3 separate regions of the Mus musculus genome follow, and all the other regions are linked to region 1. The links are chromatin loops, found by intact Hi-C in ENCODE. Cell type or tissue: left cerebral cortex. All regions are shown on one strand.

Region 1 (8,000 bases):
TCATAATGAGAAAGAAAGAAAGAAAGAAAGAAAGAAAGAAAGAAAGAAAGAAAGAAAGAAAGAAAGAAAGAAAGAAAGGCAGGAAGGAAGAAAGAAAGGAGAAGAGAAGAGAAGAGAAGAGAAGAGAAGAGAAGAGAAGAGAAGAGAAGAGAAGAGAAGAGAAGAGAAGAGAAGAAGCTAGGAAGCTAGCTAGGCATGTGACACATGCTGGCATTAGCAGCTCTGTAGAAGCAGAGTTGGGCATATCCTTTGTACTCACTGGCCAGAAAGACTACCCTACTGGGAGAGCCCCAAGCCACTGAGAATGCCTGTCTCAAAATGCAAGGTGGATACTTTCTAAGGATTGAAACTATATTTGACCTTTGACCTCTACAAGCCTGCTTACACATGTGCATGCATGTACATGTACCCAGCAATTATATCAAATACCCTATCATATTAAATCTTCCCCAGCCACAGTGGCATTGCTATGGTTTGAATATCTGTGCCTTTTCAAAGCATGTTGGTGAAATGTAAAGCCTACAGTGATAGTATGGATGGAGGCCCTTGGGAGAGCAGCACTCTTCCTCACGGAAAGAATGAATGTTGTTACACAGAGCTTGAAAGGAGATGGGGTTGCCTGTTCTGCCATAAGGAAGACATAGGAGCCACCCATGAGGAATGCCCTTCACCAGACAGGAATCTCAATGAAGTAGAAAAGGAATAGCAAACTAAGCTCACAGCTAATAGAAGGAAAGGAACAATAAGTATTGAACAATGGATGAAAGAAAGAAAGATAGGTAGATGGATAGATAGATAAGTAGATGATGAAAGAAAGAAAGAAAGAAAGAAAGAAAGAAAGAAAGAAAGAAAGGAGGGAGGGAGGGAGGGAGGGAGGGAGGGAGGGAGGGAGGGAGGGAGGGAGGGAGGGAGGGAGAAGGAAGGAAGGAAGGAAGGAAGGAAGAAAGAAAGAAAGAAAGAAAGAAAGAAAGAAAGAAAGAAAGAAAGAAAGAAAGAGGAAGGAAGGAAGAAAGGAAGAAAGGAGGAAGGAAGGAAGGAAGAAGGGAGGGAGGGAGGGAGGGAGGGAGGGAGGGAGGGAGGGAGGGAGGGAGGGAGGGAGGGAGGAAGGAAGGTGCTGAATGGCTAGATGGATGGATGGACGGACAGACTGACTGACTGATTAAATCAGAGGGTAGAGAGATAAAATAAACTGAGCCCTAGAGAGGTTTTGTAAATCTAAGCAGCACTAACAAAGCTCCACCTGAAGTAAGCAAAAACAAAGGCGACAAATCAGAAATGAGGAAGAAGCTTTAAAACTGGTCACACGGCATTTAAAGATCCCAAGAGACTGCTTCAGCTGATGTGAAGCCTAAACACAGACGCCCTGACACTCCTCAGAATTCTATGTGCCCAGCGCCCGATTCCAAAGCTACTGCCATAGGGTTGGGTATTTCTTACAGAAGCAGCCACTTCTATGCAACAAAATACATTAGTTACCTATTGCTGGTAAATTAAAAAGAAAGAAAAAAAAAACATGGCAAGGTTTATCAGTTGTTACTATATGTATTATTTCATAATTCAGGTCAGAGGTCCAAAATTAGTTCCACTGACCTAGTAATTATACAACAATAATTTGGGTGGATGGACTTAACTTATAACCGCTTTCACTTCATCATCAAGGGTACTGAAGCTCAGAGAAGTAAGTACCCTCACGGCTGTCCTCACAAGTAGCACACAGCTTGTGACTTTTTGCCTGAGTCTACCTGGGTTCTAAGTCCATCTCTGATCACTGTGTTATTTTTCTCTGTCAGAGAAGCACCCACAGCCATAGCCCTGAAACTCACAGGCTCTCACTATAACAGTTAATTTTCACTGTCAACTTAACTGAATTTAGGATTACCATAGATTGTTTGTGTCGGAGAGGGTATGTCTCAATGAGGTTTCACTGAGAAAGACCGGCCCTGAATGCAGGTAGTCCAGAGACTATGGTCTCAGGGTGAATACAAAGAAAAATGGGATAGAGAGTCCTGAAGGTCAGCGTTCATCCCCCTCTGCTTCCTCCACACAGGATGCCTCACCCTCTCCATGCCTGACCCTCACCGCCATGCTCCTTGCACCACAGACACAGCCACTCTCATCCCTGTGTTTTCCCCTTTGAATTGCAAGTTGAAACTAACCATTCCTTCAAGTTGCTTTTTCAAGTGTCCTGTCACACCCATGAGAGGTGTAGCTCACACACTGCTGGAGACACGCCCTCATCACCCCCTTGAGCTCTAACGAAGTCACCCACCAGTGTCACTGGCCTGCCACCAAATACCTAGGAATGCCTTCCCTTCCAGATGTAAAAGTTCTTTAAGAAGAATCACTAAGATTACTTTCAAGTTACCAAGGAAGGGGGAAAATGTTTTGATTTTATCTGTGCTTCGGGGGTTAATGAGATTATGCAATCTACCAACACTTCAGAAGGTATTTTCCTAAGACGGCAGATGAGATTATCTATTTTGGGAGCCTGGACAAACTGTTATGATCAAAGAGCTGAAACCCATGCTAAGTTTGTGTGTATGCTTTATCCCTTATGATCTCTCATGTACACAGAGAAAATAAAATTATTATGATCATTATCTGCCAAAACACGAGCGAGGCTCCAATGCTAGGAAGGGAGAATCTATTCGCTGTTTTAATAGTCCTTAGAACTGAAACTCCTTACACCTGGCTGCAAGTCTTTTCATTGCCAGTATATGCTGCTGTATTCTTCAAAAGCATAATAAGGGTGCTTGGGACTATGTGTCAGGTTACAGCCAGAAATGACTAGAACCCCAAACTACTGCCCAGATAAATTAAGTAATTATTCTAACAGGCATAATCCAAAACCCACAAGTATTAAGGAATGGTTGGATTTGAAATCTCATTAAATTTTCAAAGCAACTGTAAATCAAATTTTAACAACACTAAAACAGTGCTGCAGCATTATGGTGGATGTTCCAATAAAAAGTGATGATTTGGAAGTATAACAAAATGTTAAATAGTAGATTTGTACTTCACAGTAGTTTTTAAAAAAACATTCATAGTTTAAAATATTCATAGTTTCAAAATACCAAAATACATGTATATCAGAAACCAGAAAGAGAAAATAAAGTAACCAAAATGAAAAATACTAAATAAGTAAAAAGTCATGAGGCCAACGTGTTTTGAGATTTCTTATTTCAAAGGGATGAGACAGGTAGTTTTGCTATCTGTTGGAGAAGCAATCGATGGCTCAGAAATCACTTCACCTTGTTTAGAATGTATCTGGTAGCACAGAAAACTTGTACGTGAAGTTTGTATGAAATCTGGGAGCACCTCACAGATTTTTTTGATTTGTTTCTATTCTTGCTATGACATTTGACACACTATATCAAATACTGGCAGCATTCTCAATTCACTATAAATGAAACCTCGAAACTCTTCCCGGTCTGAATGCTCTTGTCCCTCTAAGCCCCGTGGGATCCAGAGAAATAGCACAGCTCAGGGCTGAGTTCTTATCAAACCTGCTGCTTGCCTGGCGTCTGAGGAAAGACCTTGCCAGGGAGACGCAGAACCACACATCAGTCACTTGTCACTGACTTCGGAATTCAAATCTTGTAAGAGAAGTTACTACAGTGCAATCAATACATCAGGAACGCAAGCCTTACAAGGACACAGCGGACAGTAAATAGCGGTTCAGACACAAAGAGACTTAAGGTGGCAGGAAGTGAACTTTTGCATCTTTGAATGAAAACTATTTGTGAAGCATTTGCTCTTTCTAGTATTGAGCTCGGTATTAGCTAAAAAACAAAAGAAGTTCACTGTTGGAAACTGACATCCACCAACTGAGCACAATTCAAAGAAAACATATGACATTAGCCATGGTTATTTTTTTAATCACAATGCATACCTTAAAGAAACTGGCTATTTATGGCGAAATAAATATTGTTTTAAATGAACCAGAAAAGAAACTGATACCCTAAGACTATTACCTAGAAACCGTCATACTGTTCAATATATAATTGTCCGATTGTCCCACATAAAATGTACATTTCTGGTTTCTACTTGTGACAGATGGACACTTTGTATAGGAAGTACCCTTAGGAAGGCTAAAGGGAGCCTTTGAGGTTATCATAACAATTCATTACAATGCAGACCATTATTGGAAACTTGGTTTGTTATGCTTTCTATTTACCAAAACTATCAAGTCCTAAAATATTGAGTTCCTGTTCTAAGAGACTAAAATTGAAAGATAGAAATAACACAGAGAATGAGTCTAAAGCCTACCCCTAATTACATTTCTATTCAACTGAATTTTTGCTGACAATTGAGCTCTATTTCCTTGATTACATTTAGCTATTGTCTTCAGTATCCCAGCCCCACCCTCCCCAAAGCATCTCGGAGTAAAGAAAATATCATAAACACTCGTTGCAATAAAAACACTCATTAACAACCTTAACTGAAACCCATTTTTAAAGAGCTTACGTTTTAATTTATTATGAACACAAATTCTTCTTAAATGCAACACATGTCAGTTTTTCCCTCTCCCTACAGAAAGCTCAAGAGCTGCTGTCCATGGTGACATGCACTGGCTGAATGAGGCAACAGCGCCACCACAGAAACATCCAAGTTGCCTACTATGTCTGCTTCTTGATGGCAGATGTGCTGGGTTGGTTGCATTTTGCATCGCCAACGTTTCAGTAATTATCAGTTGCATTTTGATGGCAATTTGAAGCCATAGCTCCCAATAGCAAAAGAAACACATAACACACACACACACACACACACACACACATGTATGGTGGTGGGAGGATGCCTTGATCTTCAGGATACAGGGCATCCCCAGTGCCTCTTTTTAAATTCCATCTCCTTGGACAGTTTAGCCCCCTTTTACACCCTCGGGCTAAGCACCTTCCCACAAGGCGAGAAGTTTTCAAAAGCTTTACTCAATCAATTTGCAGGCTGGCTTTTTTTTTTCTGAAATTTTGTTCTGACTAAACAGTATATTCAAATATGATTTGAAGTCTGGACAGTAATGAATAGCCAATATCCACTGAGTTCAAAAAGAAAAAAAAGTTTTAAAATTCTACACGTACAATTATGGTGATATAGGGCTATGCTTCTGTGAACGTCCCCTTGAAATGATTTCAAAATAATCGTAGCAGTAGCATTGCCTTCCCCTCGCCGCTGATCGGCACGGGAGAATGGGGAGCGCTCCATGGTAACCGTGCTTCAAGTACAGACATGTGCAGTAAAAATACCATAAAGGAATTCCTCTGGTCAGGCACCACAGCGCCGAAACTTTGGGAGGTCAGTATTTTAACCAAGATTGAGCTATCTTGTTTCCTTCCCAAATCCATTCCACCCAAATGAGGCGTTTGTGTTACAATTTATTGTTCCCTAGACGCCCAAATCACCCATCTGCCTCTGGAGTTTCTAGTCGGTAATTAAGGCACTATCCATTAGAACCACCAAGTGCACCAAGTAAGGAGGAGGAAAAGGAGTGCGAGGGGGAGGAGGGGAGGAGAAAGAACCCACTTAAAAAGAGTCAGACCCTGAGCTCACAGAGACCCCCTCGCCCCAGCTGGGACTCTCCGCCCGCTCCGTGCAGCGTGCAGCGCCAAGCCAAGTTACCAGAAGCCGCAGAGCCAGCTCCCCGCAACACACATGGGGCTCCACACTGGGCCATACCTTGGAAGAGGAAGGCTTTCGTCCCATTATGCAGTCCCGGGACTTGGCGCACTCCATCTGTAGACTCCCCAAGTTCTAACTCTGTTAAGACGTCAATCTGTAGGGAGGGGTCCACACCAAGCCCCCAAACTGGTGGGAGTGGGGAAGGGTAGGAAAGAAAGAAAGAAAGGGGGCCATTAAAACGCAAGCTTCTACAGCAGCAAAGAAAGCACGCGTCTTGGCGACGATATTGGAAGTGCTGACAAGAGGCAACTCGCTCCTCCACAGGGAGAGCCTTACCTGGACGCGCTGTCAAGCTTAAAATAGCAGAGCGCTGGGTCCCATCTCCTGACCTACTTTAAGCCCCTCTCTGTGCAAAGTTCCCCCTCAGCCACAGACCCTAAGGGTGTGACCCGCCTCGCTGTCCCCAGGACAAGCACAGAAAGGACCCAAATGCAAATCCTCCAGAGCTCCCCAATCCAGAGGGACACCGGGCGGCGACCCCATGGCGGGGAACATCCCGGCCCTGCTCGGCGGCCACTCACCCGCTCCAAGCCCGAGGATCACGCAGAACGTTCTCAGTAACACCCGGGATTCCATGGCGTGCATCGTCTCAGTCCATCGTCTCCCTCTTTAAAAATAAAGATAAAAACCAAGAGGTGCTGGGAGTGAAGCGGGAAAGCCGCGCTGGCCCCTCCTGCGACCGCCTCGGCGTCGCCACCCGGGCTCAGACACCTAAGACCGAGCGGGGCGGCCCCCCCCGGGTGCGCGCCGAACTTGGAGCCGCCTCTGCGCGCATCGCTCCCGCACGCGGCGGGCCGCAGCCGGGTCAGGCTCTCGGGGACCTGCGGGGACCTGCACCGAGCAGCGCCCCGCCGAGCCACGCGGCCCGGGCGCGCACGCAGAGGAAGGGAGGCGGCTTCGGGAAAGCCGGGCCGGGCCGCCCCGCACCCGCCCGCGCTCCCGCGCCCGAACCTGTTGGAAAGGCGGAGACAATGGCGAGAGCCTGGAGCCGCCGAGACCGCTCCGGGAGGGCGGGGCGCGAGCCGGGGCGCGGGCGGGGCGGCCTCTTTTTCCCCCTGCACACGCAGCGCCTGGTCCAGCCAGCCCTGCCCGCAGAGGTCCTCAACCACCCTCGCAAGCCCGCAACCGCAGCCTCCGCTCGGGATCCTAGGATCTCAATGCCAGGTGCCAAGTTGATGGGCGGCGTTTGCACTCACCCCCTCGAAATCGGGCGCGTGTCTCCAAAGCCCGGCGAGAGAAAGGACCACCCAGCCGCAGGAGGCGAGGTTGCAAAGAAAGGCACCCGGCCGCCTCGGGCAAAAGAGGGAAGCCCTCACTTAGACACTCACGCTGCACGGCAGCCCCGGCGCAGGGCACCCCCTCCCGGGCGGGAAAAGGAACCCAGCCAAAGCACGCAAGACTCCTAGGTGAAGCTGGACAGGCGCGGGAGACCGAAGGAGATGGGTAGTGAGCAGGGGAAGCCTGGCCAGCCCAGACTGAGAGGCTTTCTGCCCAGGGCGGGGCGCTGGAGAGCCTCCAGGCGCAGACAGCACACAGAACTTAGCCAAGTGCCAGGAGCTGCTGGACAGCTCCAGAAACCTTAGAGTGCTTCCCAAATCCAAAGTCCAGGACACTACACAGCAGCAAGGGTCAAAGGGCAAGGCAAGGGGATTCTACCCACTGAGAAAAACAAGTGTCAGTACGTGTTAGAATGAATAGATGATACAGATAAGACTATGTATAGATGGATGGATGGATGGATGGATGGATGGATGGATGGATGGATGATGGTAGATGAATGGATAGATGAAGGATGGACGATAGGATGGTAGATAGGTTGATAAGTAGGTTTGTAGATACATAGTAAGATAAGTATATTTTTATTAAGTAAAAGATTGAGCCCAGGAAACTAAGAAGCCCACTCACTGTTGACCATACTCATGTAGACTTTACTCACCCCCCCTCCTCATACATTCTTAGGACTAAAAGAGTGGGATTATTTGTGATTATTAGAAGACTGAATAAATAAATTAAACATCAACGACGTGTATATTTTTCGAGTGCTACCTAAATTTTGCATTGAATTTTTAAGTCAGTTCTCTTCCATCATGGATAAGTTAGTTTCAAGAGTGAGTAAAACACCCATCTGTTTCTAGAGAGCTCTGAGTCCTCCTCCAATTAATCAGAATCTGCTTTCAACAAGACCTGAACCAAACACAGCAAGCCATAGGCAATATGAGATGTCACACACTGCATACATCATTGCTACACACATCACAGTAGTGATGGGGAGACACGTCTACCTAAGTTCTTGGAATATTTAACGGGGGATAAGAATTTTGAAA
Region 2 (8,000 bases), 760 kb before region 1:
TGAAATAATACCATGCATCCTGAGGAACAGACTATACTTAATACAGATTTGGAATATTTAGTTGTAACAAAAATATCTTGACTCAATAAAAAAAAAAAAACGTGGTTTTCTTCCTACATTCTTATTGCTCACTATGAAAACTTTCTCTGGGTCAATTTAAACTGAACATTTAATCATGTGTAGCACTTTCTGTTGTAGAACAGTGTTTATAAAGTATTTAACATTTGCTATTTTGGGGACCAGCTATTAGAGAACCAAACCAGTGAATTGAAAATAACAAATCACAAAAAAGCCGAATTTCAGGTCAGGAGTGTGAACATTAGCAGCAGCTGCAGCCCCAACACTGTAGAACTTGGTCTTTTCGAGGGAGTGGTGCGTTTCCCAGTGGGTCTTCTTGTCAGTGGAAGGAAGGCTTACAACCACCCTTTATCTTGGTCAGTCTGCATGCTCGAGGAAATTCTCATTTTGCACTGATTTGTCCAACACATTACACGATAGAAATGATCTAGCATGGATGGCATGCATGTTTTATCCTGAGCCATCCCAGTAATGCTCCTGCTGTAGAGTAAGGAGATAAGAGAAAAGCAAGGCTTCAGAGGGTGAGCAACTCTAAATTTCCCAGAGCTTTCCAAACTGGCTGTAAATCCCTGCCCTTGTCCTCCATGCCCTTTGCAAAGGTGGCTTCTCAAGGCCCTTCCAGATGCCACAGTGTTTCCATAGCATTGGTCAGTGTCTCTGCATGGACCGACACCTCAGCCATGCTGTCTGAAGAGCTGGAATAAGCATCAAAGAGTAGAGTAGGGATAAGCTAGCTGTCATCTTTTTAGGTACCAGGGGTTGACCTGGGCCATCTGTAGACAGTCTGGGTAAAGGTCCAAAAGACACACTCTACAAGGAAACTGTCCAGCTTGCCAGATCCCACTGAGAAGCAAGAGTAATGGAATAGAGATTGTAAGACTATCACCCTGCATGACCCTAGAAGTTCACCTCTGAATATGTGTTCTCTGCACTTTTGTCTCTAATTGAGCATGTGTTGTCTTTAGGCGCCTCTGATGAGTCACACGGAAGTAGTAGGGAAGCTCCAGGACTTTTTCCCAGTCTTTTAATTGATAACTGGGTTTACAAACCAGGCAAGCTATGTATCTATGTCTTGGATATTATAGAATTTAATCGGAAACAAGTACAGATGAACGTGAAGCCATACGGGCGACTAACTGTTTTCTCCTGATTATTAAACTAATGCAATTTTATATTTTTAAAAAAGATTATATATAAGTACACTGTAGCTGTCTTCAGACACTCCAGAAGAGGGCAACAGATCTCATTTCAGATGGTTGTGAGCCACCATGGGGTTGCTGGGCTTTGAACTCGGGACCTTCGGAAGAGCAGTCAGTGCTCTTAACCTCTGAGCCATCTCTCCAGCCCAGATGCTGTTCTATTTTAGGAAGAAAAGACAGCATAACTAAAATATTTAGAAAGAAAGAAAAGTGTCATTGCTTTTCCTTGTGTAAGATGAACATTATTACTTAGTTAACGCTGTGGTTTTAGTTTTTAGACTTCACCTTGATTCACTGTATAGGTCAACATTATTTTTCACTTAGTGCATCCATTTTTACAGAAACATCTTATTGGCATTTTAAATGAACATACCTTAAAAAAAAAAAGACCAAGTGGCTGAGCTGTTGTAGCATGGATCGTACTCCCTCCACTGTTCCTGCCGCTACAGCAGGAGCAGCCGTAATTTCATAGGACGGCTTCCCTTTGATCGTAGTTGACTCAGAGGTGGAAACTTTGCTCAAGATTACTGTGGTGCTTCCTTATTTTCTATAATAAATTGATTAGCACGTTTGGAGGCTTCAGTCAACAACTGATTGATTCCGTTGCTTTGGTACTGTCCTATGGTAAGTGTGTGGTAAGGCAGAAACACTCAATTCGTGGCTATGAAGCAAAAGAGAGGAAGATAAGAGAGCCAGGGACCCACAGTCACCTTTGAGGACACACCTTGAGTGACCTAAAGATGTTCTTCTAAGCCCTACTTCTTAAAGATCTCCATTTTCCATAGTTCTGCCCTGGGGACTGTACCTATAGCACATGGCTTTTAATATATACTCAGGGTCCAGTTCAAATATGTGTGCCTGTGTGTGTGTGTTTTGTATGTATGTATGTATGTGCATCTGTTTCTGTGTATGTCTCTGTATTTGTACGCGTATCTGTGTTTCTTTGTGTGTGTGTGTCTCTGTATGTTTGTGTGTGTGCACATGGCTGTGAGTGCCTCTCTGTGTGTGTCCCTTCATGTATGGTGTTGTCATGGATGTGGGTACCTGTTATATGTGGAGGTCAGTGGAAAACCTTGGGTGGTGATCTTCAGACACTTTCCACCTTTCTGCTGGAAGCAGGATCTCTCTCTCTCACTGGCCTGGAACTTTGCCGCACAGGTCAGGCTAGCTGGTCTGTGATGTTACAGAGCTCCTCTTGCTTCTGCCTCCCGCCTCACCATCCTTGGGATGGCACGTGCCCACCACCATTCCTGACCCTTTACATAGGTTCTGGGGATGGGAACTCAGGTCCTCCTCGTACTCCCAATGTAAGCAATTTTCCTAAGTGATAGCCCAAGCTCTCAGATTGTTTATTAAAACAAAAATGTAACCAAATAGACAAAACAATGAGGTTCAGAAGGACATCTTCACACACATGCACATGCACACGCAGACACAGACACAGACACACACACACACGCGCACACACACACAGAGAAGCACAGCCTTTGCTTATAATCACACCTATCATTGCTCTCTTGTTCCTCCCCTCAAAAGCTCCCCTTCTAACTTAGAGTCTGAGTGTGTGAGTGTGTCTCTGTGTGTGCATGTACGTGTGGGTGTGTGTACACATACATGTGAGTGTGCATGCATGTGTGTACGCATGTGTGTGTATGTGTGTATGTAAAATCAATTATTTTCATATGAGAAGATACGTATCTTTCTGAATGTGTCTTACTTCACTTAATATGATTTTCTTCTCAGTCGATTTCCATGTAATGAGATAATCACTTTTCTTATTCTCTTTATCTTTTCATCGAATGTTTGTTTCCGTATCGTGGTGCTTACGGACAGTACAAAGATAAACACGGATGCACAGGTATCTCTGGTGTGTGTTGATGGATCTCTTCTGGGATCTACCCAGGGGTGGTGTAGCTAGACCCTGGGCATTTGTGTTTTAAGTTTTTTGAGGACTGTCTGTGTTGAGCCTGCTGAGTTCTAATGCATCCTCAGGTGTTGAGGAGGCTCCTGCACTTGGGGCAGAAACTTAGAAACCACGAGCTTCCACTTAGCTTCCCATCCTTGCTGCTTTGGACAGCAAGAGGAGGTCTCCGAATGGTTCACGGTTGAAAGGCACCAAGCACCTGCCTTCCTCTGAGGCTGGCTTCACAGGCTCTGTCGGGTCTGTGTTTTATTTATTACCGGTTTTCATTATTCCTCCTTCGTGTGTATTTCTATGTGGGTTCCTTTCTTTTCCCTCATTTTCTTCATTCTCTTCCACTGGACTTTCCTCACAACCTTTACTTGTTGTTACTTTATTTTCCTAGATTCTGTAAGTTGCTGCGATAGCTATGAGGCGGCAGCATGACTTAACTAAGCTTCTGGTAAGGATACCTTGCATCTAAGCCCAAGAAGAGCATCCTTGGTCCTCGGTCTAGAGGATTCCTTGGTTTTCAGGCATCTGGGAGCATTGGCAGCTCATTTCAGAAAAAAGATGACTATAATGATAATTTATAAATGAGGAATTTGAAATCTTAGATGTAGATAGTGAAGTTATCATGGGATTTTGTTGTTGTTGTTGTTGTTTCCTCTTTGGCAGCTGTGTTTCTCTATGGACAGCTATGAGATCTGTCTGTGGAAGGCGCATCGTCCAAAGGCAGGGGTATGGATTAAAAAACGAACACTGGGATTAGGAGAGACTCATACATATTAATATTCGTAATTCATTTATTGATTCCTCAAGAACATATCACTTTCATGCCAGGAACTAACAGACTAACGTTGGCAGTTTAATAGACTAAAATGACATTTATGAATAGATTCTAGGTTTAAGGATCCCAAATCCTGCAGTTTTGAGATTCTCAAACAGGTGCGCCTCATTCTAATACCATGGAAGGGCTGTTTAAAGGATGTCTATTTGTGTTGAAAATGTAAACCACTAGAGGGCACTGTGGACAAACTTTTGTCCTTGTCGCTGTATTGGAGAAAGAACCTGCCAGAATTTAGTCAATTACCTATACCGTATGGCCCCTCTAGATTCATGTGTTTGAATGCTTGGTCCATAGGGAATGGCACTATCAGGAGGTGTGGCCTTTTTGGAGGAAGTGCGTCACTGTGTGGGTGGGCTTGGAGGGCTTAGATACAAGCTCAAGTCTGGCCAATGGGATCCAGTCTCCTCTTGGCTGCCTGTGAGATCCAGTCTCTTCCTGCTGCCTTCAGACCAAGATGTAGAACTCCCAGCACTCCTCCAGCACCATGTCTGCCTGGACTTTGCTATGTTTCCCACCATGATGATAATGGACTAAACCTCTGAAACTGTAAGCCAGCCCCAGTGAAATGTTTTCTTTACCAGAGTTACTCTGGTCATGGTGTGTCTACACCGCAATAAAAAACCTAAGACATCTGTACTGACCCAAATAATTGTTTGCAAAGTACTTCATAACACAGAAAGCAAAGTACTTTATAACTCAGAAAGTAGCAAATATATAGTATATATAGTATATATATATATAGTATATACAAATATATAGTATATATGTTCATAAGTCCTCAATATGCCATTATACAGTCCCCAATATAATTGTAGAACTCCATTTTTTTTTGCAGTGGGAAATTAACAATAATGATAACACATATAACCTTCCTAATATGGCTGTACAGCCCGTGTGGATCTGATATGGAGATTTTAGACTCCATACATGTATATCATTCATTCTCAGAAACATAAACAACAACAAAATACCCAGAAGACACCCCCCCCCCCCCACGGGGTTCACTTCCGGTTTTGGCAGGGACAGGGTTCATGAGTTCTGTCCCCAGGGCCCACTTGACAAATTGGCTTCCTGATGGCCGCTGCTCCACTTCTTCTGTGCTGTACTCTACCATTTCTTGATTCTTCCAAATTTCAACCCAGCCCATGGAGTTGTCCCTTATCCCCCTGCCCCAGGATGGCAAGCACAGTTTCTTATAATTACTGTCCACTGTCCAGCAGGAGCCTTCACTCTGACCATTCCTGTGGGAGCTGGCCTGTCCCCATGGTGCTGTAGAGTCTCTGTCTGCCTGCCTTGGAATGTGTCCCCAGGCTAACATCATCGTTACTTCAGAACCTTCACTGCTCGAGCCTGTATTTCAGCTGAGGATTTTAAACTATGTAGGAGAGAAAAATGTGAGTTAACAAGAGATGTGACAGGGAAGTGCATTTCAAATAAGCAGCCTAAAGCCCAGGGCTGGCGGGCTTAGGGGTGGGGCAGCATGTAGTAAGTAGCGCAGAGTGGCTCAGCTGGCAAAGGTACCTCCTGCAAAGCCTTAAGACTTGAGTTTGACCTCCAGGATCTACATAGCAGAAGGAGAGAAGTGAGTCCTATCAGTCATCCTCTGACCTCTTCACGCGTGTGGTGTCACACGCTCATAGACAAAATAAGTAAATAAATACAATGCCATAAAAACCACCAGGGTCAGGGAAGCAGCCTAGTTGATTCTGGGAAGGCAACTGTTCCTCAAGTCTTCTTGTCAAATGTCCTGATTTTTAGTGTTTTCTTTAGTTACAGGATTGTGTTTTCAGGGAGCAGGTGTGTCACTGTCTCCAGGGAGATGGCAGAGATATGGTTGGTTGCTTTTGTTTTGGCGAGATTATGAGAAGGAATGTTTAATAAAAGAGGGGCGTCCATCTCATCTTCCCGTTTAACATTCTACTGGAGGCGTTTCCACCTACACTTTCCACAAAGGGAGAAGATGTTATTCACGGAGCCTTTTGTGTGTGTGTGTGTGTGTGTGTGTGTGTGCATCTCAGATGATAAATAATTGAAAGTAAGGGTTGGCATCGTACTCCTTTTGCTTTCTTTTTTTAGGGTAATGAGAAGACAGATGGTACTTTTTCTGTAGATGCCAAAAAAAAAAAAAAAAAAAAAAGATATATAAAAAAAAAAAGAAAAGGAAAGAAAACCTCCCAAGTCTCACAGCTGTGGAACACAATCTTATGTGACTTGCACAATCAGTCTTGAGAGTCTATTGGCATCCCTCTTTAGCCCCTACCTATTTCAAGACCCAGAATGACAAGGGGAGTAATTTGCATACTCTGGATGTTTGTCATCAGAGACGGTTTGAGTCAAAGGCAGATTGTTGTGTGTGTAAAGTTAGTAACTGTATACAAAGCAAGAACCAAACCAGTCCAGCTGGTCAGCATGGATATTCTAATGGGTGGGATATTAGGACTATACACCATCCCACACTTTGAACTACCGTCTTGACTTTGGCTTGGTGGCTAAGCCGAATGACAATGTCTTCCTCAGGAAGGTAGGCGAGTTCTTCCTGTTGCGGTTTGGCTAGACAGACGAGGATCGTCTCTTCCTCACATGCGCCATTTAAAGAGAGACGCGGAAGTGACGGGGCTCCGAGTTTCTCAGGGTTCTTTTTAACATCTGACAAGTCTAAACGTTCCGTCTGCATAAGTCACATACTAATTAGTAATTAAACACCGTTATTTAATTAGACTATCTAGTTGGCGCATCACGCATTAATTACTCTCAGATTGGTGTGTGCCGGCTGTTCCTGGTGATGGGGCCCGCTCTGCTGGTTTGGTTCATGCTGTGTGCTGCAGCTGTGCCCAGGCACATCCCTTCTCTGCCGCCTTGAATTTGGGCAGGAAACATCCACATCGAGGAGACGGCAGTGGCCAGAGCTGGTCAGCTATCAATCTGAACGTTTGCAGAAGTCGAAGGAGGCTGAACGAAGGAATCTTCCCTTTAGGAGACCTACTGTGTTTTCTTTGGTTTGTGCTTTGGATTTTCTACCAGTTCTTTTGAAAACGACATGTGTACTCGAAGGAAAGGTCAGCGTTGTATCACATATGATGAATTCCCAACAGTTCTCAGCATCAGCAGGGCCTCTGGGACTCTCAGCTCTTTTCTAAAGATTATAGTGAACCTGGTGTGCTGGGTGAGACACATTTGAAAGAAATTTTAATCAGAGAGAGTCACGGTAATTCACTGTTATTTTAATAAAGAAAGGTACACTTGTTCACTATGAAAGTTACCCATTGTGCCATCTCGTCTGTTCCTTGTTAGAGAGGCAGGACCCAGCATTATAAATCCTCACAGTGTGTAATGAATTTTCAGCATCTCCTAGGACCTTATCAATTATTTCATCCCGAAAGTGCTCTCAATCATGAACTCTGCTCTTAGAGATGCACTTATACATCAGCAGATTTCATGAATGCCAGTGGTTCTGTCTGCATGGAGGTCAGAAGGGTTTGTGGAGTGTTTCTACAGGCTAATTATATTTTTGTTTGAAGGACAATTGTGTGTGGTGGGTTTTATGGTGGATAGCAGCCATGGCTTTGAATACATTTAGTCCAAACTCATCTGTGACCAGAGTCTTCCGTTCTCAAATATGCCGCATGTAAAACCCGGACATGGGTGGTATCCAGGAGATCCCTACATGGCAGGAATGCAGCCCTGTTTACTGGAAGGAAGTGATTTCTGCCGTCTGGAGGGTCCGTTCTGTTGGCTGGAGAGGCAGGGAGGTGAAATAGAGGTGCCAAGAGGTGTTGCTCATTCTTGGCTGCCATCAGTAAGAACAGAGGTTAGGGTCCAGATCTTTTATTACCTGCCCCGGGCTTCTCTTTACCACACATTTCTTCATTTCTTCTTCCTCCTCCTCTTTCTTCAAGATACCAAACATTTCATTTCCTCCCCTCAGAGCTCAGGGAACAGGGAGGTTGAGGAGGCAGAAAGATTGTAAGATCCA
Region 3 (8,000 bases), 96 kb before region 1:
TTGGCTTAAACTATAAACCCTGAAACATGTATTTGGAGACCTTGATACATACACACCTGAGATTAAAAGTGGGAGGTGTGCATACAGTGAGCTTTTAGACAAGCTGGGTCATTGCTTTAGGACCTGAAATGTGCTAACCAAGTCTACATCATAAAACCCCGACAGCTAACTCTTTGCTAACCGAAGCACTGTTAGGTCACCTGAGAGCGTGTTGGCAATGGCGACTGCTCTGTTCCAGACCCGGCATCAGAATTTCATTTTAATGAGATCCCAAACTGCTTTATCTTCTCATTAAAATCTGAGAAGCACTGAGGTCAGCCGTAGCTCCTGTGTCTAGGCCTTACAACTTATCTGATTAAAAACTCGGTTCTCTGCAAAACCATCAGTGCTAGTAACAATCAGTGTCACCTGCCTGCAGTTGAAAGTTACACATATGTTAGCTGTGAAGTATCCGTCATTCTCCATGAGCTTAAATGTATCTGTCCTGAGTTGCTAAGTTCACTGAGGTATCTAAACTAAACTGAGGTATTACCAAACTAAAAGGATGTTTATAAATGAGGAAAGGTGTGAAGTATAGAAGTTACTTAATATATAGGATGTATCTGAAATATAAAACAATCATAAGGTTTGGCCCTCAAATCCTCAAAACCTATCATTGCTCTATGCCTCAGTCCAGAAATAATATTTGCTGGTTTCTAACAAGAACAGGGGACCAGTAACAGGGGAAGGGTGTCGTTTAGAAGCCAAGGTAGCCATGGGGAACAGGGGGGCTGTTTAGAAGCAAAGCCCCATCTAGTATGTACTTTGTGTGGATGGGTACTCAGCAGGGCTGGGGATGGAGCTACGTCCGCCATTCTCATCAACAGGTACTTTGCTAGCTAGGGCTCCAGAGTTCTTAGCAACATCATGTCCAGCAACATATTTAAAAGAAATTTCATTGTCTATATTTTATAGTGACTATGTTTTAACTTAGAGACAGATTTTGCATAAAGGATGTTCTTAAACTTTACTCCATGAGAACCACTGAGAACCACGTCTAAATGGAAACAGAGAATCCCTTTCTGTCCGAACCTTAGACCAGACTCATTTCATTCTTGATCTGTAACGATCTTACATACTGTGGGATTATGTATAGAAAAGCAGAGCCTCATAAGTCCACCTAGTTGTCTGGCCCTTGCGACTAGGGACAGAGGAGCCATGGCTTCTGTCTGCAGTGTGTGCTGATGTCTACTTACCTTATTGTGTGACCCTAACTTACTACTTTGCACATGGTTGTCTAAATCAACCTCTAAGATGCTTAAAATTGCATACGTCTTATTTTTTCCTATTCTGGTTTCAAAATGGCATTTTGCACAATCTTTATTGAGAATGGAATAAGCTCATTTTTAAAACAATTACCTAACAGCACTACAGATAAAAAACTACACTTTCTGCTTAAGTGTTTTCCTTCCATCTTAAATTGCATCGGGTATGAATGATGTCTAGATTATTGCTCTTCTGTTTGGTACAAATAGCAAATCCTCTCACTTGTTTCAAAGTAGCACACTGCTAAGAACACTAGCCTTCTGATCAGCTAAAAAAAAAATCGCATTTTTCCTTTAGCACCATACTAGACAGTTTGATTTAATTATTATTATAGACATTTACATAAAGCTTTCTTCAGAAGAGTTTTAGCCCATTTAAGCAATGTCATTACATGGACAGAGAAACTCTTTTTAGAAAATGTAATGGGGCATGAAAAATAATAAAACCCACAAAATACATTTATTCAAGGATTTTAATAATGAAGAGAAATTGCAATTCAGACTGAAGAGCTGGAAGCCGAGTGCTCGCTCTTCTTTTAAAAGAAAGAGTGATTAAGCAGGTGCAACGTAGGGCCCTGAATGAAAGGGCAGCGTCCTGTGCCCTGTCTTCTGCAAAGATACCTTCATTTCAAACAACATGAATTTGGGATATTTACACACCATCAACAGAACTTACTGAAGACGGGGAACTGCGATTCCTTTTAACAACAATTCTACTTGATAGCTTTGTAAGGTTGGAGGGAAAGACTTGGGCTTCTTAGGTTCCCCTTTCTTAGAAGATGTCCCATGAATCAGTAGTGCTGCCCACCCAGTGCCCTTTCAAAGACCCAGTGAAACAAACAGCCTTTGTTCTCAGATTCCACCCCCCCTGCCAGCTGCCTCTTGCCAGTGCTCCCTCACTAAAGGAAGAAAAACAAGCAGGTCCGTATTTTTGTAGAGTGAGCTGGAAAGAGCTGGCAATATATAATAAAAACTACTATAGTCTTTGATCCAGCAACTCCACCCTTAATACGTTCTATACCCAGAGCTATAAGAAGTGCACCAAGTTTCTGTATGAATGACGTCATATTGCCTCACATAAGGAAGGGGACAGGGGAGCACCGCACAGACTTTGAGAGGGGAGAAACAGAACCACAGCAAACCTTACAGTGTTATAATATGCAGCAATGTCTGATGGGTAAGGGAGTGTCAGCATAAGCCATTAATTAAGGAGAACCAGGGAAAATGAGTGACACCACTCTCTGCATAGAATAGAGAAAGCCTGCACCGTCATATGTCAGTGGGCATGAGAAAAATTACTCGGCAAAGCACACGAGAATTAAACTCTAAGAGGGCAAGGGAGAGTAAAATCTCATTTTTGTTTTATATTTCCTGTTATATGTTGAATGCTATGTATGTAGTTTTTATTAAGATGCTAAAATGCGGTACTCAAACCTCGATGGCTCCTCTGAACCTACTTAGCTAGCCCAGCACACACGTGAGAAATGAGCTCAAGAAGATATCAGCACAGTGATATATACAAGGCAACTGTTACTTGCTGACATTTTCCTGCTGGCATGTAGGAATGTGTGCACACGGCGTAGACTTGAGTTAGTTGCAGTGGCTAGGGAGATTTGTAACAAGAAATCGGGAGCCAAAACAGCTGCCATGCCTTCCCTCATGCCACGTGCCTACTTTCTCTTGCTGTCTACCCTCACTCCATCTTTATGAGTCTCACACCACACATGGGTGTGCTTACACAGTCCGTAGAGCCCACACATTAGATAACAAGCCAGTGTTCATAAATGATTAGTGTATAAACTCCTTTGACAAAAACAGAACACTATTTTAAGGGCTCTTTTTAGCCAGGACTTAAAAACAAGTCTTTTCAGAAGTAAGTCCTGTAGACTGCTTGATTTCTGTGACTGAGAGAATGACCTAGAACATCATAGGCTATGGAAGATTGTAAAAGTGTTTCTAGACATCACACATGAACTTCATATACTGTGTGAGAAAGGGCAGCCAAGCCTCCTCACACGGCAGTGCAAGTGTTTTTGTTGTTGTTCATTTGTTTTGTTTTGTTTTGTGTTGTGTTGTTTTGTGTTGTTTTGTATGTTATTAAAGTCCGAGCCGAGTGATACTATATAAGTGGGTTCCATTGTCTTGAGTAAAGGAGCGATATTTCACCCGATGCTCATAGTAACTTACGTCACAGACTTCCCTGATACAAGAACATAAACAGCTGATCTTTCTCTACTTGGTAGGAATCTGTATTAAGCAGTAAAAGGCAGAAGGCCCCCCCACTTCAAAGAGTGTTTTGTCTGTCTTCTCTACTTTTGTCGCTATATGCAAGGGTCTTCCAAGAAAACCTAATGGTCCTTCCAAAGTACAAGCAGGTAAAAATGATCACCAAAATAGAAGAGAGATTCTTTCTGGAGGTAATTTAGCTTGCCTAGCTTACAGAGATCGATGCAATATTTTTACCATGAAGCTGTATTTCTCCAAAGAAAGAATTGCTCAGCAAAGGCATGCTCACATTTGCACTCCTTACAGCACTTGCCATCCACATACGCAGGGGCCGATTTAGGAGGGCAGTCAGGAGCAGGGCAGACCAGAGTCTCGCACTGGATGGTCCCGTTCTGAAAAGCAAACAGCGTTTAAAGAAATGCCACCTAGAAACTCAATGCTCTACAACAGCTATTAAATCCATTTCATAGACTTCAAGCTCTTACATAAAATGTCACTGTTCTTTTTAGCAATGCCCACAGCGTGGTGACTCACAGTAATGCGGGCTACATTTTAAAAATTGAGACCCGTCCCTATTTTTACCCAGCAACTGATCTTTCCTAAGCAAATCTGCACCTTCTATGGTGAAGTGGAGAAGGCCACAAGCTCACAGGAAAATGGCAAGCTGAAAGTTGGCCCGGAACACCTCGCTATCTCCCGAATGCTCACACACCAACCACGCGTCTGGCTGCTCTGACTTTCCCAGTCAGTGTGTGCTCCTTACCAAATCACACCCAGCACTTGGCTTAGGTAGATTTCTGGTCCTCATTTGGGAAGGTTTCACTACAACTGTAAAATATTATAACTTTATTATATTGTAACCTTGAGTAAAAAACCCATATTACACAGAGATGTACATATGTGTATGCATACACACAGACTGTACACACAGACGATGCATGGACAGACTCTCACCTCACCTAGATGCACATATATATGTTCAAACACAAAGACATGCTCACAAGTGTACATATACACAGACACACATTCACATGTACATATGCACGGGGTACACACATCCACACAGATGACATGATCGCTTGCTTTCCCTTGTCATCTCTCTCTCTGTCTCTCCCTGTCTCTCCTTCTCTCCCCACCCCCACCTCTCTCTCTCTCTCTCTCTCTCTCTCTCTCTCTCTCTCTCTCTCTCTCTCACACACACACACACACACACACACACACACACACACACAGATACCTTCACATACAGATCACTTTGGATCCTTTTTTATGTGTGTGATATTCTGCTCTTGAATCGACTGGATGAGTGTAGCGAATGGCTTTCTGAATGGTAACACAAATAGACCTGTGACCCTTTACAGAACTCTAGCTTTTTAACAGTTCCTATGGAATCTGAAAATTTAAAACCACACTTGACTTGAAGCTTTCTTTGAAGCATGGCTATGGTTTTGAAATAATAATGCACTAAAAAGAATGTATTACTGAGAATTAAGAAAAGTCACATTTATTTGAACAGTGTAGTGTGTATTCTCTTAGCCAACTATTAAAGACTATTTAAAATCCATTATTTATATTATATTATTCTGTCTAAACACAATATTTAATGCTCTATATAATTCGGATTCTTTATAACTCATTAATAAACACACGAGAGAGAATTCCCCAGAAGTGGTAAGGGTTATAGGACAGACTCCCTTGGGACTCGCTCTGCTGACCTAATTTGAATTGCTAACGTCATGTGTGCGCAGATGTGCTTCATAGCATCCTCACAGCAAGAGAGTGTCTTTAATAATGTAACACACGGCTCTTCAGAAGTGACCAGGTTTGCTTGCATTTTAGTGTTGCATTTAGAGAAAATAGGTCTTGAAATTTTCATGATTACATTGTCTTAATAAATATTTAACCAGTGTGGCCACCCAAGTCCCCCATGACAGCAAACGGAAGGCATACCAAGCATGTGCAGTTCTTACAGCCGTCTGTCCAGGACTCAGACTCTCGGTAGGTGGTTCCCTTCACAGTGCATGTCCGCTCACAGTAGCACTGATCCAGCCTGTTCATTCTTTGTTCAGCTCTGGACAACTATGGCACAAAGACAGGACTCACCATAACAGCCACTCGGAAGTGCACGGCACTCTAGCAAGCATCTAATATCACTACATAAACAACAGTAACAACGAACAGGTTGTGCCCATCACCAATTATTATAAATATATTAAGCCATTATCAATTATAAATATATTAAGCCTGTAAATTTCAAAGACACATTTCCTGACCATTACATGTGAAGTTTACCTTTAAAACAAAAATCATAATTCATAAGACATGAATTGAGGCTAATTTGGGATAACACCATCCACAATACAGGTAAGAATTTTTTATTTTAAAAAAGTGTCTAATTCCATTAATATTCTTAGTCAGGTAAAAAAAAGGGGGGGGGCGGATTTAGGATTCACATCATGTAAATCACAAGCCGTACATACACGGCCTTTAGAAAGTCCTTCAATACTACGCGAAATTTAGAATCCTCTGAACTTGTCTGTGAGCCTGTTATATTCTTCAGACTTACAGTGAGTGAACCTACAGCTACAGCATAACAGGTAAAACTGTCCTGGAGCCATTTACTTGGCCAAATTATGGTGTCCACATACTTTACAGTGCCTTCCTTACTTCATTTTTTTGCAACGAAAGCTAAACAGAAATAAATAATAGAAACCAGGCGATGTTAGATCTTGCAGCAGCGGCAAAGCAGAATGTGAGCCAGGCAATCTGCTCCCTTCCTGATTGACTGCGTCATTTGTTATACAGACAGCTAGGGTTTAAACATTTATACACCTTAATAAACATTATAACCTTCTCCTTTGAGCAAAGATTCCAATCCAGTCCCAGGAAATCGCAGATTGGCTACTTTAAGGAATATCTCCACCATAAAAATCTATGGTGATAAAGGAGCTTTGGGGAGTGACATGGCCGTGGCGCATCCTCAGTGTATTCGTGGCTCAATTTTACCTTGGCTGACGTCTTTGATAAAATGTCCTGCAGCTCCATGATTTTCTGCACAAGCCCATGGAAGTCGTTGCATGTTGGACAGGCTGCAATTACAAAGGGGACATTGATCAGGCCGTATTTAAAAGGGGCTCCATCTGATTAAGTCTCTGCTGACAGCCATTTCGAGTGAGCTCCAATCTCACACTGACATTCTAGACAAAATGAAGCACAGGCACACCTCTCATCACAGCATACAGGGCAGGACAGACAGACTTACTTCGATTAAGGTCCGGGCACTGAGCAATGAAGCCCTGAGGCATGACAAGAACGTGCACATCCTGCATTATTCCCTGTGTGGGAAAACATGGAAGAAGTGTTATCTCCATTTACCTAAATTATGGTCAGAGGTCAAGTTCCTGAGGGAAAATGTTAAGGAACAGATCTACCCAAACCCCTGGGTCTAGAGCCTTCGGGCATCTGTTCCTAACCAGGCCATGCCAGGGAAAGAGCATCATCAGGCAAAGCAGAGAACTACCTGGGTGTTTCCTCCTTGATAATGCTTTTAAAGCTGTAAGACTAAATGTCAAGATTCAAGGATGTGCCCATCGTCTTATTGTTTTGAGGAGTTATTTTTAGTTCACCACAGAAGCAAGGCTTGAAAGTGACCTTTAAGCATCGGCAGGAAAATCACTGGGGGCTTTATCACCACAGACCTGAGACCAGTTTTGTACTAACAGTGATCAAAGGGGGAAAGGTGGGTAAACTGAGTCATGAAAGCAATGCCACTTGCTCTTTCTCTCTTTTTAAAAAAAAAAAACAACTGGGATTATTTTAAAGTTGATCTCTCAATTCGGAAAGGACCGACGATTTAGTGAGCAGCTGTAGCTTAGATTTAGCATGCTCAGGAACACAGAAAGGTTAGAAGCATATGAATGCCAGCCGCAAATGACCCACACTGCACAGCAGGCTTTGCACTTACATGCAGCCTTAGCCACTGCGAATGACCTCTTCTCACAGACCTCTTCCCTCTTTTCCGCCACCTCCTCTCTTATCCACTTCATGTATGTACAGTTTGTTATTTATATGATGTGAATCCTAAATATTTTTTACTTGTGTTATATTTAACTATATCTTCTTGGAAAATGCAAATCAGAAAGATTAGTGACAGGGGTACATGTACCAATGTTATCAAGAGACTAATATCCCTATAAAGATCTACCACTCAAATAGTGATCTCTGTTTACATATTTACTATGATTAACAGCATGTGTCGATGTGAGAGGGAACTTTTTCAGTACACAGTGTGGCGAGTACTAAAATCTGTTCTTGATTCTGACATATGGGAGTAGCTTGGGTTATAAAATATCTCATAGCTTTACACAGGAACGTGGAGATCAGTCTGGTGTATATAGAATGCAGGTGACGCACTACACACATCTAATGGACAATGTTCTCAGACTATAATAAAGATGGCAAAGCACATAG

What was found. Hi-C counts contacts between places; a loop is a spot of excess contacts. Peaks named below come from ENCODE experiments on the same cell type or tissue, not always from the same donor. Only the 100,000 strongest peaks of a DNase experiment are listed, where the experiment ranks them.
Region 2: a loop joins it to region 1, with 2.3 times the contacts of the local background. A loop is called at or near these places in 4 of 42 quality-filtered maps.
Region 3: it touches region 1 in a loop (2.7-fold over the local background); 3 of 42 quality-filtered maps call a loop at or near these places.

Annotation. Positions count from the first base shown.
Region 1 is chr15:95,521,604-95,529,603 of GRCm38, forward strand. Nell2 (NEL-like 2) reads right to left here and starts at 6,411. Exons shown (of 20, transcript NM_001356951.1): 1 at 6,198-6,411; 2 at 5,674-5,802. The coding sequence starts at 6,261. In left cerebral cortex, CTCF peaks have their summits at 4,584 and 7,154; DNase peaks (open chromatin) are centred at 3,447, 4,599, 5,323, 5,835 and 2 more places; H3K4me3 peaks cover 5,277 bases; H3K27ac peaks cover 3,486 bases.
Region 2 is chr15:94,765,119-94,773,118 of GRCm38, forward strand. The region is part of intron 3 of Tmem117 (transmembrane protein 117); the gene reads left to right. Among named protein-coding and RNA genes, the nearest start is that of Gm25546, 88 kb to the left of the region's middle. In left cerebral cortex, a CTCF peak has its summit at 4,192 (motif pointing right); DNase peaks (open chromatin) are centred at 4,319, 5,486, 6,000, 6,313 and 1 more place; H3K27ac peaks cover 1,354 bases.
Region 3 is chr15:95,426,059-95,434,058 of GRCm38, forward strand. Nell2 (NEL-like 2) reads right to left here. Exons shown (of 20, transcript NM_001356951.1): 6 at 6,793-6,865; 7 at 6,537-6,619; 8 at 5,481-5,609; 9 at 3,820-3,922. Among named protein-coding and RNA genes, the nearest start is that of Gm31370, 43 kb to the right of the region's middle. In left cerebral cortex, a CTCF peak has its summit at 4,055; DNase peaks (open chromatin) are centred at 2,197, 2,902 and 4,132; H3K27ac peaks cover 2,120 bases.